Linked DNA regions of Homo sapiens: region 1 is linked to region 2. The links are chromatin contacts, found by Hi-C or POLR2A ChIA-PET in ENCODE. All regions are on one chromosome and are shown on one strand. Each heading gives the region's core, a stretch centred on a gene start or an enhancer-like site at or near the end of the contact. The rest is flanking DNA. Distances are from core to core; before and after follow the strand shown.

Region 1 (5,954 bases), core at 1,332-3,831, 170 kb after region 2:
TACTTCCACAAGGTTTTTGTGCCCTAAGGACAGGGGAATGCTAAACAAAAACTAGAGTGGTCATTTTCCCTTTGAGGCCGAGAGGGAATTACTATCATGGTTGCTATCTTCCAAATTCAGAGAAAGGTAATTTTTAGTGAACAGCTGAACTTAATGACTATACCAGCCTCATGAGCTTCCCTCCCCAGAATCCTAGCACACTAGGAGATCAAAAGGCCTTCCCCCTAAACAAAGAAAAGGTCCCAGGCTTCAAAATAGGCAAGGTTAATGGGCAGACCCACCAACTATAATACAACCATTTGCAAAAGAAGAGGAAGGAGGTGGGCTAAGGATATGGGGCAATGGGCCCAGTTCCTCCCACAGATCATTCCAGACCAGGCTTTTCAGACCTTCACCAAGGACCTTTTGACCAGAACACAGACACCCCCAACCCCCAACTCCCTCAGGTAAGGGACCTCAAAAGCACATCACTCTAGCTCTCTGAGGTCCAATATAGAAAGCAAAAGTCCATCAAAGCATGTTTTGCTCCCTATGATACCAAGGCAAAGAAGAGGAGGGTAAATGGACAGAGGAATCCTAGATTACTGACAAATGCCATGCAGACCACCAGGATGGATTTATCGGATCTTATTTTATTCTGTACTAAGGCATCTGAGACCCAGGGCTATCTGAAGCTCTGGCTGTTTCCTAGAAGGTACTGGCTTTTACTCTTCCTGATGCCTTCCATCCATCTAGTTAGCTACTGCTTCCCCCATTCTTTCTGGTCTCATCAGGTGCTTTAGAGTGCTTAGAATAACACGTTTTGATTCCCAACTCCATCATTACCAGCTCTGTGACACTGGCCAATCTATTTACCTTTTCTATGCTTCTGTTTCTCTATCTGTAAAATACAAATATTAAGAGTACCTTTCTCAAAGTGTGTCAAGAGGAATCAACGAATTCAATGAGTTAATCTTCACAAAGCACTTAGAACAGTGCCTGACATATGGTGAGTGCTATATTGTTTGATTAAAATTAAATAATATAACTGGATTGTTTTTAACACAAAAAATAAATGCTTCAGGGAAGATATCCCATTTTACATTATGTGATTATTACACATTCCATGCCTGTACCAAAACATCTCATGTACCCCATAAATATATATGCCTACTATGTACCCACAAAAATTAAAATAAAAAAATTTTACTTAAATAATTTTCAAAGATGATTTCTTCTTCTTCATAGCCAGCTAGAGAACCTAATAGCACATCAGAGAAGGGTACCTTAAAAGAGCAGTTTAAAACTGACACAACTGTTGCAAAGTTTCTTTTGGGGCAATGGAAGTATTTCCAAATTAGATTGTGGCAATGGTGGCACCACTCTGTAAATCTACTAAAAATCATTCAAGGCCGGTTGCGGTGGCTCACGCCTGTAATCCCAGTACTTTAGGAGCCTAGGCGGGTGAATTCCTTGAGCTCAGGAGTTCAAGACCAGCCTGGGAAACATGGCAAAATCAAGTCTCTACAAAAAATACAAAAATTAGCCGGGCGTGATGGTGCATGCCTGTAGTCCCAGCTCCTGGGGAGGCTGAGATAGGAGGATGGCTTGAGGTGAGCCCGGAGGCAGAAGATGCAGTGAGCCAAGATGGTGTCATTACACTTCAGCTTGGGTGACAGTGCAAGACCCTGTCTCCCAAGGAAAACTCCCCCACAAAAAAATCATTTCGGTCTATACTTTAAAATGAGTGAATTTTATGGCATTTAAAGTATACCTCAATAAAGCCATTAACAAAAAAAGAATGAGACAACCATTTATCCAATGAATCAACTATTAAGTCACAAAATCCAGGATGCCAATCTATTCCTGGTCCCCCTTCAGGCAACAGCATGACAATGATGATCACGGGGCATCATGAACATATGTGATCTCTTCACATTGGGCATCCGTGACTTAAAGAATGGGCAAAACACAGAACGAGGGAATCCCTAGGAGGCTTTCAGCTTCTGGGAAGAATGTTTCACATACCCACAAAACAATTTAAGCCCTTTGTAACTAAGAAAACATGCCTCAACAGGCAAGTACTTTCCCTGAACTTCTTAAGCCTATTCCCCTAAACATGGGAGGCAGCAGGTTTGACCTAAAGAGCTCAGGCCCTGTCAGATTTACAAAGGTGATTAGATGATTTCAAATTCAGCCTGCATGGCCTAAAACAGTTTATTTTGACCTATCCACACCGGTTTCCTCATCAATAAACCTACCTAGCTTGAAGGCATTACTTAGGATTGGAGATAATAAACGTAAAATACCTAATGTTTGACACAGGGTAGGCATCAAACACAGTAGTGCAGTAATAGCAATTACTTCATAGTTAAATATAAACATAATAAAATGCACAGTGAGAGATCATCATGCAAAATAAGGGAACCAAACCTTTTCTCTACACTTACGCAATTTCTATAACATCACTCCCTGGTCATATCTCTCTGAGTGCACATGACTCAGTACAAAGGAAATGAGCTCCCGGGTAGCCAGTAATCAGTAACAGGAAAGGCACTGCTGCCAACAGAATTGAATCATCTCACATTTCTCGAAGTTCCTAGGTGAATTCAGTGTCCTCTGAGAAGGCTTTGGAGAAAGCCACATGAGGAGGATTTTGGGAGGCAGAATATACAACTCTCTACTCTTAGTCATGTCTGTGCATTTCACATAGTAAGTAGCCACTCCTATATTTCCCCCTTTGCAGAGCCTGTGGATGGAGATTTACATCTCACAATTGCACTTGAGTTTCCCCAGAGAGGTTAGCACTGATTTGTTGTCCCAACACGGTTGCATGTTATTAATTGTCCAGAAACAGAATGATATGGCAATGGTGCTTAGGTTGTACCTGTAACCCTAACACTGCTGCAAATATAGTAGGATAATTAATTTGTGGTTGGTTCAAATACCTCACATTACCGGCTTTGGGATAAAACAAATTACTGCCCACAGTAAGCCATGAATTTATTTTTCAAAGACTTGAAGTCATTCATTCCACTGACTTCCTCAGAGCCAAAGATACTGACAGAAGTGTTGTACCCACTGACAAGAAAATGCCTAAAGGGGAAATGAGTTGTTAGGGTGGCGGGGCTGGGCAGGGCGTTGTTTCATTTCAGTTTTACCATTTTACCTACTAATAACAATGCTTACACAGTATTATGTGTTTCCAAAATGTCCCCACATACAAGATGCGTTGGACGGTACCCTACAATCCTTGCAGAAAGGCAAGCAACCAACGCCAGACATCTCAGGCGAATAACAGGCAAATCTGAGTCCGAAACCCAGTTCTTCCTACTCCTAGTCTTTCCTGTGCTCAATTTCATGATGCTTCTACAACTGGGATTCAGAGTGGAACTCAGTCAAGGTTTTTCCACCAGTAGGTTTGTAATAACTTACAAAGGTACCGTCACAGAAGGCACCCCCTGCAACCTCATAGTGGAGGATAAAGTCCCTCAGGTCCATTCAAATCACTTTTCTCTTTGCTTTAGTCTGCAGATCTCCACATTAATCAGTTGGGATGACCTGGGAGGCAGCTCAGTGCTGCATCTATCTGGCAATTTTTGGAATGAGATGTCGCTGGTCAGCTCCTTCCTGAAACAGAGATGAGCTCACCATTGATACCCAATGCCCCAGTGCTGAGTACCATCCTTGTCACTTCTGCCTTGTAAGATAAGCAACAATTCTCGGAGAAAGACCTTATTAAAGCCAGTACTTTCAGATCATACTCAGAAACCGATGCTTCTTTCCAAAAACTTCAGGTTCAAAAAGCAGTTACTAGGAAAGGGGTGTGACTTTTTTTCCTACTGGCATTTTAAGTAATATTCAGCTTGTACTCTTAAAAATCACGTTTACAAATGAAACTCTACAGAAAACACTTTTTAACTCAGTTCTACCAACAGTTCCATTTGGCTTACAGGCATTCTCTGTATATTCTGAAAGTTTCTATAATTTGTGGTGACCAAATTCGTCTTTTCACAAGGCATTCATTTCTGTGTCACTACTCTCTTTTAAATACTCTGGTGTTTACTAACCATACCCTGTAATCTCTGTTAATGGGGTAGTTCAAGATTCCTTTTCAAAGGCTTTTTGCTTTAATTACTGCTTTAGCCTTTTGGTAAAACTCGGCTTTTAGCAAACTGGCCTGCAGGGGACAAGTTTTTAAATTATTCTCAAGCTTTCCCTATCCCTTTCCAAGTTTTTCCAAACTACTTAAAAACCTCTCAGCCTTGAGGGAAGGATGATAAATTGGATGATTTTGCTGTCTCTGATGCCTGGCATTAGTCTTGGTTTAATCCATTTTTGTCTCACCAGAAACTTGCCTGTTACAATCGGAGTCTCTCCCATATTCTGCAGCTTCCAGCAAGTGTATTCCCTGATAAAGCTCCCCCAGAGTTCCAAAACAGGTCACAGGGAGCCCAACAGTCCTCCTGGGGTGGTCTCAGGGGCGCCTAGACACAGTTTTGCCCTGTGTTTCTCCTTTCTGTAGTGAAGCCCACATTTGGATTCTTGGTTCAAATGCTTTTCTTCAGAAAACTGGTAACTTCAGGATGGATCCCAGAAAAAAGCTATTAAAATTAGTCATTTTAGATCTCAAAAATAAATTAATTTACTCCTCCTGAGGCTTGGTACCCTTTGACCATCACGTTACCATTTCCCCCAGCCCCTGGTAACCACTCATCTACTTTCTGCCTCTATGAATTCGATTGTTTTGATCCCACATATGTAAGAACATGTGGTGTCTTTCTGTGTTTCGCTTACTTCACTTAGCATGTTTTCTAATTCCACTCATGTTGTCGCAAATGACAGAATTTCTTCCTTTTTTGAGGGCTATTCCACAGCATGGTAAATACAATAATAGCATACTGTACATTTCGATATCACTAGGAGAAAATCTCAAATGTTATAAAAAAGTTAAATATTTGAGGTGAATAGGTTAGGTAGCTTGATTTAATCATTCCACATTGAGTTCAAACATCATTACATCACTTTGTACCCCCTTAAGTATTTGCAACTATAATTTGTCCATATATAATAAAAAACAAAAAAAGTCCTTTGAAAGGCAAAAAGAGAACATGACAAAATATTAACTGATCAAGGATGAAAAATAAGTACACTCTGTTTAAACATAGTTTTAAAAAACCTATGCATAAGTACAAATCAAAACCACAATGAGATGCTGTTTCATACCCATCAGAATGACTATTATTAAAAAAAAAAAAAAAGGAAAAGACACATATCCTTTGCAAGCATATAAGGATATGGAGGGCTCGGAACCCTCGTGCATTGCTAGGGTGCAGCAGACACCGTGGAAACAGTATGATGCTTCCTCACAAAGCTAAACATAGAATTACCATATGATTCAGCAACTCCACTTCCAGTTACATACTCAAAAGTACTGAAAGCAGAAACTTAAACAGATACTTGTAACCAATGTTCATAGTAGCATTATGTAGAATAACCTAAAGGTAGAAACAACTCATATGTCCATCAATAGATGCATAGATAAACAAAATGAGGTTTCTATCCATGCAATGGAGTATTACTGTTCAGCCTTAAAAAAGAATGAAATTCTGACAAATGCTACAACAAGAATGAACCTTACCAACATTATACTAAGTGAAATCAACCAGACACAAAAGGACACAACTTCCCTGATTCCACTTATGAGTTACATTGAATAGGCATATTCATGGGGACTGAGAAGGAGAACAGTGGTTACCAGGGGAAGGGGTGGGGGGAATGAAGAGTTACTGTTTAATGGGTAGAGAGTTTCAGTTTGGGAACATGAAAAGTTCTGGACACAGACGGTGAAGATCATTGCACCACCAACAATACAAATGTACTTAATGCCACTGAACCGTATGCTTAAAAATGGCAAGGATGGTAAATTTTATCTTAACGTTTTACCACAGCAAAAAATAAAAATTAAAAACGTG
Region 2 (5,974 bases), core at 3,174-5,673:
CTTCAGACTTGAGCTGAATGACACCCTAGCTTTTCTGGATTTCCAGCTTACAGATGCGTAGCATGGAACTTCTCTACCTCCATAACCACGTGAGCAATTCCCATAATGTTTCCTCTTATATCTTCAGATATATCTATAGATGTCCTGTTGTCTCTGTTTCTCTGGAGAGCCCTAATACACCCCCATTTCTACTAGAAAGCCAAAATACCTTCCATTTCTTCAATAAAGAATGATATTTACTGACTGACTGATTGAGACAGAGTCTCGCTCTGTCACCCAGGCTGGAGTGCAGTGGCGCAATCTTGGCTCATTGCAATCTCTACCTCCCGGGTTTCAAGCAATTCTCCTGCCTCAGCCTCCTGAGTAGCTGGGATTAAAGGCACATGCCACCAGGCCTGGGTAATTTTTGTATTTTTAGTAGAAACGGGGTTTCGCCATGTTGGCCAGGCTGGTCTTGAACTCCTGGCCTCAAGTGATCCACCCACCGCAGCCTCCCAAAGTGCTGGGATTACAGGCATGAGCCACCGCACCCAGCCTGAGAATGGTATTTAAATAGCCACCTGAGGATTACATGACAAAGGCCTTCAGTCCTCTCTGGGATGACTTACCAGTCAGACCCCTCAAAGTTGAAGGAGCCTAACACTGTTCTTTATTTTCAATCATTTCTCTTCACAGCTTCATCCTTTGAGCATATCCAATTAGGTCAAGCTGAGCAAGGGAAGGGACACAATGACATCTCTAGGGGTTATCGCATGTTCTCTAAACCACAGCAAGAGCACGTGGCTAGAGCTGTCTAAAGCCTGCAGCAATTTCAGATCTTGGGGCCTGCGCAAGAGGCAGCTATCAGCCCATGCTCTCCTCACACCTAAATCACTACAAATCTAATCAGTGCATGGTGTGCCATGAATGCAGAGACCTTGAAGACAGGGACTCTTGGATAGACCAAATATCTCAGGCCAACAACAGGCAAATGCCTGCAGTTTGTCTACAGCTCGCTTCTCTCATTTCCCAACCCTTCTACTTTCATCTTTGCTTTTCCCCAAGTTCACCCTAACACCCACAGTCACCTCTGGGTCTTAAGCAGAAGGATTTTGCGCTTAGCCAATTGGAACCACTTCCACCCAGCCCAAGATGACAGCAGAGAATGGATTTGGGTACCAGTTCTTAAAGTGTGGTCCTTGAACACCAAGGGTACTTTAGGCCCTTTTATGAGGTTTGTGAGGGCAGCATTATTTGTATAATACTACTAAGATGTTACTTAATACTTTCACAGAGTTGGCAGTTGGCACTGGTGGCACAAAAGGAACAATGAGTGAATACTGCCAGTGCCATAGCATGCATCAAGGCAGTGCACCAAATTATACCAGTAATCCCTGTATTCACCACAGCCACGCATTCTCAGTTTTAAAAAGCCAGTTTCACTTAAGAATATCATTGATGAAGCAGTAAAAGGTATTAATTTTATACATCTCAACCCCTAGATACACATCTTTATGATACTCTAGATGATGAAATGGGGAGTCTGCATAAAGCATTTCTGCCGCATATTGAAGTATGGTTGTCTTGAGGAAAAAGCATTTCTGTGATTATTTCAGTTGCAAGATGAACTAGCCACTCTTTGTTCTTACTTGAAAGCATGACTGACAAATTCAGACTTATGCACTTGGCAGGTATTTTCTTGAAAATGAACAAAGTGCACCTTTTAATTTAAAGATAACAGCTGACAATATTTGTTATCAATGATAAAAATTAAGCAAACACATGAAAACTGTACCCACCACGAGGAGTCTGACTGCTTCCCAGTATTTAAAGAATTTTCTAATGAGATTGGAGGTAAAAATAATGCATGTGATTTGTTAAAATAGTATATTAGGAAATGTGCCAATTATTAGAAGATCTAGATAACTCAGTGTACCATTATTTTCCCAATGATCACTGAATGTTGTTACAAATTTATAAATTCATTCAAGGTGCAATATAGGCAAATAGATTTTAATGCAACAGTATGGAAAAAGTTCATCGATACGATTTCGGATTCTACTTTGTGACTAACCTTTAAGAAATTACTACTTGTCTAGTGTTTGTATAGTATCAAAGAAGAATGCCCACTATTATCTGAAAATGCTGTTGACATAATTCTATTTCATCTACATATCTGTGTGAGGCTAAATTTTCTTCATCTACTTCAACAAAAACAACAGCAGAAGTGACTAAACGCAGAAGCAGATCTAAGAATGCAGCTATCTTCTACGAGTCAATCTCCCTAAGTGCTGAGATTACAAACGTGAGCCACCATGCCTGGCCTGAAATTTTGTTGTAATTTCTAATATGGAAAATATCAACATATAACTTGCATAAACAAAAGCTCTTTAGGGACCTCAGTGATTTTTAAGAGCATAAAAAGGGCTCCAGGGGCCAAAAGTTGGAAACTACTGGATTACAGAATAGCCTCTATTTCTACAAAGATGATGGATTCTTAAACCTAAAATCTAAAGAAGCAAATAAATGGATAACTAATAGTAAAATTCCTTGCAAGATTGTTTGGGAATCAACCATACCATACAAAGAACTACTAAATGTACCATCTCTGCATAAAAATGAAGCCACATCACACAGAGACCAATAGTGTCTTCATATAGAAAGGAGCCCTCCACCATTTTCCAAGGTAGAAAAAAAAGACAGCCGGGCTCAGTGGCTCATGCCTGTAATTTCAGCACTGCGGGAGGCCGAGGTGGGCGGATCACTTGAGGTCAGGAGTTCAAGACCAGCCTGGCCAATATGGCAAAACCCCATCTCTACTAAAAAAAAAAAAATCACCCAGGCGTTGTGGCACATGCCTATAATCCCAGCCGTTCTGGAGGCAGAGGCGGGAGAATCGCTTAAACCTGAGAGGAGGAGGTTGCAGTGAGCCGAGATGGTGCCACTGCACTCCAGATTGGGCAGCAGAGTGAGACTTGGTCTAAAAAAAAAAAAAAAAAAAGACTTCCTTGCAATTCTTCTGTTTAATAAGGCCAGGTACAATCCCTGGTACTTATCAGGTTGGATGGAAACAGCCCCTAACTGTTCTCTGATTATCTCTGGGATGTACCCACTCTGTCACATTAGACTCATTATAAGGCTAGAAGATGTTCTTTTCCCAAAGCCAGGTGAATGTTAGATTTCAAGCAAGAATATGGGAAAGGGACAGAAAGAGATCTCCTCCGCATGGGAAAAAAAATATATAGAACACACATTCCTCAAAGTTCAGAAATTCATACTGAATGAATCCACCCAAGTAAACAAATTTGTCTGGGACGCCTGACACCATAATATCAAACAATCATGGGCCGGGCATGGTGGCTCATGCCTGTAATCTTAGCACTTTGGGAGGCCAAGGCAGGCAGATCACTTGAGGTCAGGAGTTCGAGACCAGCCTGGCCAACATGGCAAAACCCCGTCTCTACTAAAAATACAAAAATTAGCTGGGCGTGGTGGCGTGTCTGTAGTCCCAACTACTCAGGAGCCTGAGGCATGAGAACTGCCTGAACTCGGGAGGTGGAGGTTGCAGTGAGCCGAGATTGCGCCACTGCACTCCAGCCTAGGTGACAAGAGCAAGACTCTGCCTCAAAAGCAACAACAATCAAATCAATCAATCAATCATGAACAAATACACAAGGAACAAAAAGATCATTATCTTTTACCAATGTGCTAAACATGTTCTTGACACGTTCCACATAGAAAGCACCATTTACTAATTTTACATCTATTCCTGGAAAATAGTTGAAAATGAAATGAAAAATTCAGTGTTGTTCTTGGTGGTGAACCAGTAAATCTGGGATATCACATGTGTTGCTAGTACAGTTATTGGCAGGGAAGGAGCCCTTATTTTCCACTGCCAAAACCAAACTGCCAAAACAACACAGAGCCTAAAGCTCATGTTACCATGACTGGCCATTTCCACTCCCCTGTGACGCAGAGTTTGCGGGGAACATCTTGTCAGAGAGCTCAACTGCAAGATGAAGGGTGACTGACAGTGACTGTTGGACCATAAGTAGGAACCACTGGGCTATTTTCTTCTAGTGAGTGTGTTTCAGTCAATTGTGAATGAAAACCGAGTCTGACTATATATTCTTGGCAGACTGATACATAGAATTAAAGAGCTGGGCAGTAGCCACATATACCACTGTGTTGAAAGGAATAAAGAATGGCTGTTGAGCTGCAGTGGGCAGAACAGTTTGGGGTAGGACAGGGGAGCTGGGAAACTAAAAGCTTAAATCAAGACTCAAAAGCTCCATCTTTCAAAAGCTACACAAGCCAGGGATGCTTCTTCCACAGACAAGTCCTCAACAGTACCTCGTGCGGTGGTACTAACAGCATGGCCAGCACAGCCAGCTCACTCTCAGTCTAGGGAAACAGCGACGTCCTTAGACACATGGCAGATTTTTGAAATGAAACTTGAGCCAAGGGATTGACGCAGCCACCTTCCAAGTAGTCATAAAAGGGAACTTAGGCCGGAAGTCACAATACTGTCTGCAGTCATAGTGATCTCTTTTAGGATTGTTGCTCTCCTGCCAACTGGCCTCAAACATGTCAGTTTTTGTTCTTGTTTGAAAAATGAAAGCACCTATCATTTTATTATCTAGGTACCTTGTTTTCATATCTGCAGTCAAAGAAGCACTTAATCTTTCTTAGAGGGAACTATTTGAATAGGTACACACAATACATGTTACATACATAGGCATGTGTACACAAAGTTTTATATAGAATCATAAAATTGTAGACTTGGAAGATATATAAAAACCACTTGACTAACTTCTCACCTAAAGCAAAAACTTACATCACAATATACCAGACCCACCAGGAATCCTCTCATCCTCTTGACCACCTTCCCCTTTGTACTGTGCTGGTCTCTTCTGAGCATCCTTCTAGCCCATTCTAACCTTGTCTCTTCACTCTTTTCCTTCTGGACTGGGGTCCCTGTGGGGGAGTTTTCCTCCTTAGTTACTTAGTTACAATCCCCATTTGGCTCTCTCTCGCTCTCTCTCTCTCTCTCTCTCTCTCACACACACACACACACACACACACACACACACACACACACACTCTCTCTCTCTCTCTCTCTCTCCCTAGTCACCTCTGTTTAAACTTGTTCTCTCATTCATTACCTTCATTGCACAGCTAAGAATCTGACCTCGGGCATTACACCCCCACTAAAAAAATAAATTAAAAAAAAAGTTTTATTTTCTTTGCCTGAAAAAAGAAATCCCCAGATTGTATTTGTTGACTATAGTTGGGCTACTTTCCTCTTCATTAAGTGTATATTATTTGAACAGATTCTTATTCTCCTCGTGTCCATTCTCATATTCGGTGGATCACCCTATCTCTTATTGCCTTTTCTTTCATTTTTTGGCTTCATATTCATTGCCATGGCCACAAACTGGGTCCAAGGCTGAGTCATTTGACAACTGAACCACCTGTCTTCCAGACTCCAGCATCTCTCCCCTCTACTGTATTTTCTGCAGAGCTACACAATACTCCTAAAGTTTTATCCAAATTACATAAAAGGCTTTTTGCAGATTTCCACAGAATCAAATGCAATATATATATATAGCATTTTCTAAACTGTAAAGTATTATGTAACTGTGAATTTCTTCCCTTTCTCTTTTTTCCCTTCTATTTGTATCTATCTTCTAGTTGAGGTGTTTGTTTGTTTGTTTGTTTGTTTTAATCACAGGTTTCCAGTCTCTCCACCACTGTTTCCTCAGAACCTCATTCATGCCTGCCTCTTGCCATGTTTTGTTCTGTAACATGGACCCTGGTCAGATATTTTTCCTGGTTAAAGAACAAATATATTCTGACTTATGCTGCCTTTGAGACAGATTTCATGCCAATCTCTCTGCTCCCAGAATTCTCTCCATCAAATCAGGTCTCTTCCCTTCCTGATCACCCTGCTCAGGACCTACCCACTTCTCCCACTGGGCCCTGTACAAACAGT

What was found. Hi-C counts contacts between places; a loop is a spot of excess contacts on that map. ChIA-PET counts read pairs that join two places held with the same protein, here RNA polymerase II (POLR2A). Pooled maps may share reads with other maps.
Region 1: a loop to region 2 is called in a pooled map, with 2.1 times the contacts of the local background. The contact joins two enhancer-like sites. A Hi-C loop is called at or near these places in 4 of 50 pooled maps. POLR2A ChIA-PET finds 5 or more read pairs at or near these places in 7 of 52 experiments (A673, BJ, H1 and 4 more).

Annotation. Positions count from the first base shown.
Region 1 is chr2:152,418,263-152,424,216 of GRCh38, reverse strand. All of the region lies in intron 1 of FMNL2 (formin like 2), which reads right to left. Among named protein-coding and RNA genes, the nearest start is that of FMNL2, 86 kb to the right of the region's middle. RefSeq lists an enhancer at 1-544. Within about 2 kb of position 2,581, at least 15 of the 41 ENCODE cell types and tissues checked have a DNase peak (open chromatin) inside an H3K27ac peak, as active enhancers do.
Region 2 is chr2:152,592,969-152,598,942 of GRCh38, reverse strand. The region is part of intron 9 of FMNL2 (formin like 2); the gene reads right to left. Among named protein-coding and RNA genes, the nearest start is that of PRPF40A, 120 kb to the left of the region's middle. Within about 2 kb of position 4,423, at least 8 of the 41 ENCODE cell types and tissues checked have a DNase peak (open chromatin) inside an H3K27ac peak, as active enhancers do.